Linked DNA regions of Homo sapiens: region 2 is linked to region 1. Evidence: chromatin contacts called from ENCODE Hi-C or POLR2A ChIA-PET data. All regions are on one chromosome and are shown on one strand. The core of a region is the stretch at or near the end of the contact, and the rest is flanking DNA. Distances in the headings are between cores, read along the strand shown.

What was found. Hi-C counts contacts between places; a loop is a spot of excess contacts on that map. ChIA-PET counts read pairs that join two places held with the same protein, here RNA polymerase II (POLR2A).
Region 2: a map of OCI-LY7 shows a loop between it and region 1 (6-fold over the local background). The contact joins the promoter of H2BC14 here to the enhancer-like site in region 1. A Hi-C loop is called at or near these places in 1 of 168 maps with a recorded cell type or tissue (OCI-LY7). POLR2A ChIA-PET finds 5 or more read pairs at or near these places in 1 of 52 experiments (OCI-LY7).

The regions. Positions count from the first base shown.
Region 1 is chr6:25,386,068-25,389,013 of GRCh38, reverse strand. All of the region lies in intron 2 of CARMIL1 (capping protein regulator and myosin 1 linker 1), which reads right to left. The region is part of intron 1 of LOC124901281 (a long non-coding RNA gene); the gene reads left to right. Among named protein-coding and RNA genes, the nearest start is that of CARMIL1, 110 kb to the right of the region's middle. Within about 2 kb of position 1,338, at least 2 of the 41 ENCODE cell types and tissues checked have a DNase peak (open chromatin) inside an H3K27ac peak, as active enhancers do; they include OCI-LY7, where a contact is called at or near this core.
Region 2 is chr6:27,813,737-27,816,986 of GRCh38, reverse strand. It overlaps H2BC14 (H2B clustered histone 14), which reads right to left and starts at 1,965. Exons shown (of 1, transcript NM_003521.3): 1 at 1,498-1,965. The coding sequence starts at 1,943. The coding sequence ends at 1,563. H2AC14 (H2A clustered histone 14) reads left to right here and starts at 2,210. Exons shown (of 1, transcript NM_021066.3): 1 at 2,210-2,685. The coding sequence starts at 2,247. The coding sequence ends at 2,633. RefSeq lists enhancers at 1,307-1,356, 1,447-1,506, 1,617-1,736, 2,427-2,576.

The DNA.
Region 1 (2,946 bases), core at 89-2,588:
CCTACTTTCTTGGTAGTGCCTGTTAAGTAGAGGCCAGGTGTGGTGGCTCATGTCTGTAATCTCAGCACTTTTGGAGGCCGACACAGGAAGATCGCTTGAGGCCATGAATTCAAGACCAGCCTGGGCAACAAAAAGAAGCCTCCCTTTTTTGTTACAAAAAAATTGTAAAAATGTGCTGGGTGTGGTGGTCTGTGCCTATAGTCCCAGCTGCTACACTTTGAGAGGCTGGGGTGAAAGGATTGTTTGAGCCCAGGAGTTGCAGGCTGCAGTGAGCTATGATCATGCCATTGCACTCCAGCCTAGATGACAGAGCAACACCCTGTCTCTTAAAATAAAATAAAATAAAAAAAGGCCAGGTGCGGTGGCTTATGCCTGTAATCCCAGCACTTTGGGAGGCCAAGGCAGGTGGATCACAAGGTCAGGAGTTTGAGACCAGCCTGGCCAACATGGTGAAACCCCGTCTCTACTAAAAATACAGAAAAATTAGCCAGGCATGGTGGCGCCTGCCTGTAATCCCAGCTACTCAGGAGGCTGAGGCAGAATTGCTTGAACCCGGGAGGCGGAGGTTGCAGTGAGCTGAGATCGCTCCACTGCACTCCAGCCTGGGCGACAGAGCGAGACTTCATCTCAAACAAAACAAAACAAAAAAAGTAGAGAAATCCACATCTAAAAGACAAAACATAATAAAACTGTTGTGTGTGCTAAATACCTTCATTTCTATCACCTAATAGTAGCTATTTTAACTAAGGCAGACATCACCAAAAAAAATTAGCCTTTCAATACTCTCCAGCCTTTACTCTACTGTTGTAGAGAGAATAATGATGCCAAATCCAACATAACTTGACATCAAGAAACGCTTCTACATCAAATGAGTTTCAAAACATCCAGAACACCTGCAGACACATTGCAGGTGTAATGCTACAATAGTAACATGGTTCAACAAGGTCTGGAGGCCTCAAACAGTGAGGATTTTTACTTCTACTTGCCTATCTGCTCAAGATCTTTTTCTCTTTTTTTCTTATGAACTGTTTCTCTCATCGTTCTGTTCCTTCCTTTTCTTTCTTCCAACAGATACCCAAAATGACAGAGTCCATTTGCCAACTCACAGCTAGAGGCAAAGAAATCATTACCCACTCGGAAAAGGGGCCCATAGTTGCATCTGGTGATTATTCTCTATTTCATACGATGCTTTCCCTGAGGCCTCAGTCTTCTACTGAAAATATTTTAATTGTAATTATAAAGTCATGACCATCCACATGTATAGCTGGTTTGCTTCAATTAGAAGTCACTGCAACCAAAAAACAAAGCACTTTCAGTTCCTCACACTCATTGTGTTTAATGTTTCCATTGGTTGAATCTCATGAATGGCTCACTGAATTGAAGAAATGCCCCCAAGTAGGAATTCTAAATTCTGCATCTTCAAAAGATGGTCTTCAAAATCACAGAAAGAAAAGCTGCTGAATTGCAGAATATATACTGCTATTGAAAAGGTTATAAATCTTTTAACTTAAAGAAGGGTAGAATTCTTCACTTAGAAAATTCAGAACAACTTATGTTAATGTTTCATTTGTCTTGAACTAGAAACTGTGAGCATAGTGTTCAACAGATTCAGCTATTCACTTATTCATTGACTTTTATATCTCTGCATATGCTCTTCAGCCTATTATCTGGGGAACTATCAAAGAAAAGTTGTGGCCCAAATGCTGGATTTGCCTGTTCCTCAGTTCATAACAAGTATTTCTCAAATGTAGACCTATAACTATAAACACTTTTAACTTTCCTTGAACCAGAGCATTTAAAAATGCATATAGTCTGTACATTAAATGTGTTCTTAGTGAAGTAAAAGGTGACATCATAGAGTGTTATCTAGTCTGTTGTGATTTTTTTTTTTTTTTTTTTGGAGACAGAGTCTCACTCTGTCACCCAGGCTGGAGTGCAATGGTGCGATCTCGGCCTCGCAGGTTCAAACGATTCTCCCGCCTCAGGCTCCTAAGTAGCTGAGATTACAGGCACCGGCCATCATGCCTGGCTAATTTTTGTATTTTTGTGGAGATGGGGTTTCACCATGTTGTTGGCCAGGCTGGTCTTGAACTCCTGACCTCAGGTGATACGCCCACCTCAGCCTCCCAAAGTGCTAGGATTACAGGCATGAGCCACCACAGCCGGCCTCATGATGTCTTGTATTATCTAGTACTATCATGATTTTCACCTATTGCTTGTTACTTTCATGCAAATTCTAATTGACTTTCAAAGTAAAATCAATAAAAATGACCAGTGTTTATATGACATTTACTATGTGCTGGACCTTAGTCTTTGCTTATATTAACTCATTTAACCCTCCTGACAACCCTATGAAGTGGGTACAGTTATTTCTTCAACGTCCTGGGCGGTGTTCGTTTTCATTTTAAAGTTCCTACTCCTAAACCATACTAACAAAGTTCAAGTAGCAAGATATCAGATTACAAACAACAAGCCAGGCATGGTGGCTCAGGCCTGTAATCCCAGCACTTTGGGAGGCTGAGGTAGGTGGATCACTTGAGGTCAGCAGTTTCACCAACATGGTGAAACCCCATCTCTACTAAAAACACAAAAAGTTAGCCAGGTGTGGTGGCAGACACCTGTAATCCCAGCTACCTGGAAGGCTGAGGCAGGAGGATCACTTGAATCTGTGAGGTGGAGGTTGCAGTGAGCCAAGATTGAGCCTCTGCACTCCAGCCTGGGCGACAGAGCAAGATTCCGTCCTCACCACCCACCCCACACACACACAAAGATTATAAACAACAAAATTAATTCCATGTCCTTATATCATACCAAGGTAACTGCTTTGACACTGCAAATAACCAGTGTGATTGGTAAAATAATTAAATGTATTATTAAATGTATTAATTCTTGGGCTATTTGCCCACAGCAAATTTCCAAGGTTAATCCTACCCTTCATTGTGCATG
Region 2 (3,250 bases), core at 716-3,215, 2.4 Mb before region 1:
AAGAAGGGTATGTAATCATCTGTATTCTATTGCATGGGGCGTGGGGGGGAGGGGGAGGGAGTAATCACTGATTCTCCCCCATGCACATTAATAAATTTGTATGCCTTTTCTCCTATTAATCTGCCTTTTGTGAGTTGACTTTTCACCAAACCTTCAGAGGACAAAGGGGAAGTTTTCCTTTGGATTCTACAGTTTCAATAGACAACCAAAAGTTAAAGTTAAAGTTGGGAATTATTTAAATATGCTTCACTCTTTGAATGTATTATTCTTACTTAATCTATTAACATGTATATGTCTTTGCTAACGTTTTGATAATTTATTGAATGGAATCCTAAATTGGAAATTCCTAGCATAAATCACACATATGTTAGAAAGTATTTTTCAGGTTGGGTTTCTTTAAAGAAGTGTGAGGATTCAAAGGCTCTGGAAAAGCAATCTCAGTGCAGATGCCTTTTGAATCCTTCCAGGTATCTGAGTTTTCTCACAATTTTAAAAATTGATTTAAACATAACTAGAATATTTCTGGCAATTTAACTGTAACACATCTACAGAACACTCACTAGGTATTCACAGTGATATTAAGAGCAATTATTTTTTCCAGTTCATTTTCTTTGATTTACCTGATTTTTTTTGAGACAGAGTCTTGCTCTGTTGCCCAGGTTAGTGCAGTGGCGCGATCACGACTCGGTTCACTGCAACCTCTGCCTCCCGGGTTCAAGCGATTCTCCTGCCTCAGCCTCCCGAGAAGCTGGTGTTACAGGCACGTGCCACTGCACCCGTTTAATTTTTTGTATTTTTAGTACAGACGGGGTTTCACCACGTTGGCCAGGCTAGTCTCAAACTCCTGATCTCAAGTGATCCGCCCGCCTCTGACTCCCAGAGTGCTGGGATTACAGGCGTGAGCCACCACGCCTGGACTAACCCTCCACATATTTATTTATGACTTTACCTATAACTTCTGCTTCCCTAAAATGTACAAAACAGTTGCATTCTGACTGCCTCAGAACCACTTTCTCATGGTCTCGGGGGATTGTGTCTTCCCTAAGCCACGGTCACTCATAGTTGCTAATAATCCTCTTTAAAATATTTTGGGCCGGGCGCAGTGGCTCACACCTGTGATCCCAACACTGGGAGGCCGAGGCAAGTGGACCACCTAAGGTCAGGAGTTCGATACCAGTCTGGCCAACGTGGTGAAACCCCGTATCTACTAAAAATACAAAAAGTAGCAGGGCCTGGTGCCACATGCCTGTGGTCCCACCTACTCGAGAGGCTGAGGCAGAAGAATCGCTTGAACCCGGAAGGTGGAGATTGCAGTGAACCGAGATCGTGCCATTGCACTCCAGGGTGGGCAACAAAGTGAGACTACACCTCAAAAACAACAACAAAAAACAAAAAAAAACCCACATATACAAGTACATTTATATGTACGAAGCGAGTCCCAAAGGGTACCTAATGGGAGACAAACTTAACAGTGAACTGGCTCTTTCTTGAGAAACGTGGACGGCTCTGAAAAGAGCCTTTGGGGTGTGGGTCACGGCGGAACTGTTACTGCAGCGAGAGGCTCACTTGGAGCTGGTATACTTGGTGACGGCCTTGGTGCCCTCGGACACGGCGTGCTTGGCCAATTCCCCGGGTAGCAGTAGGCGCACGGCCGTCTGGATCTCCCTCGAAGTGATGGTCGAGCGCTTGTTGTAATGCGCCAGGCGTGACGCTTCTCCGGCGATACGCTCAAAGATGTCGTTGACGAAGGAGTTCATGATTCCCATAGCCTTGGAAGAGATGCCGGTGTCGGGGTGGACCTGCTTCAGCACCTTGTACACATACACAGAGTAGCTCTCCTTGCGGCTGCGTTTGCGCTTCTTTCCATCCTTCTTCTGAGCCTTGTTAATGGCCTTCTTGGAGCCTTTTTTAGGGACTGGAGCAGATTTGACTGGTTCAGGCATGGTGGAAAACAAAATAAAAGACAACCTTAGGGCTGTTTCGTCCTCTTTATTTAAATGTTATTATGCAAATTAGGAGTAGAATAGGTCAGTGCTGATTGGTGATTATCCGTGGATGACGTCAGATGCCAGTTTTGCCCAATCAAAATAGGTATCCTGCATACTCGAGTCCTATTGGTCTAAATAAAAATAAAACGTAAGCCAATCGCACAGCTTCCTTTTCGCGCCCAGTAGAGGCTATAAAATGTACGTTTTTCCAATTTCATTTCAGTCTTTCTTGACCGTAAAGGTAATAGACCTTTTGCCATGTCTGGGCGTGGTAAGCAGGGAGGCAAAGCTCGCGCCAAGGCCAAGACCCGCTCTTCTCGGGCCGGGCTTCAGTTTCCCGTAGGCCGAGTGCATCGCCTGCTCCGCAAAGGCAACTATGCGGAGCGGGTCGGTGCTGGAGCGCCGGTGTACCTGGCGGCGGTGCTGGAGTACCTGACCGCCGAGATCCTGGAGCTGGCTGGCAACGCGGCCCGCGACAACAAGAAGACTCGCATCATCCCGCGTCACCTCCAGCTGGCCATCCGCAACGATGAGGAGCTCAACAAGCTTCTGGGCAAAGTCACCATCGCACAGGGTGGCGTCCTGCCCAACATCCAGGCCGTGCTGCTGCCAAAGAAAACTGAGAGCCACCACAAGACTAAGTAAAGACCGAGTTGAAAAGCGCATAAAAACAAAGGCTCTTTTCAGAGCCACTTCAACAATCATAAAAAGATGACACGAGTCCGTTTTCAGCTGCTTCACCACTACACAGTACACTCATGATGTTTCGGTGTTAATCTTTAACCTGTTTACATTGCCTGAATTTCAAGGTTTTTTTTTTTTTTTTTTTTCTTAATGTAGATACTAACAAGGTACGTTTGCTAACACGTGTTTTCAGGGGTTTTACCTTGGTGGCCAGGCTGGTCTCTGACTCGACCTCAGGTAATCCACCCGCCTAGGCCTCCCAAAGTGCTGGGATTACAGGCGTGAGCCACTGCGCCAGGCCAGTTTGTGGTATCTTGAAGGCATTTTACTGGGACACAACTTTGACAAAAGTCAAAGCCTCTTACTGGGAGTTACATAGTAGGTACTGGTGGGTTTTATTTATGATTCTGGGAAACTCACTGGGCTGTAAGGAATATAGTATAGTATTCGGTTTTTAATATGCTTACTAGAAAAAGTATATGGATTGCTACTAGACAGTGTGTTTCTCTACAGTTTCACAGTCTCTAGATTGAAAACTGAGGGTAGAGTCCTCAGCCCTATTTCCTGGCCTCTAGGAA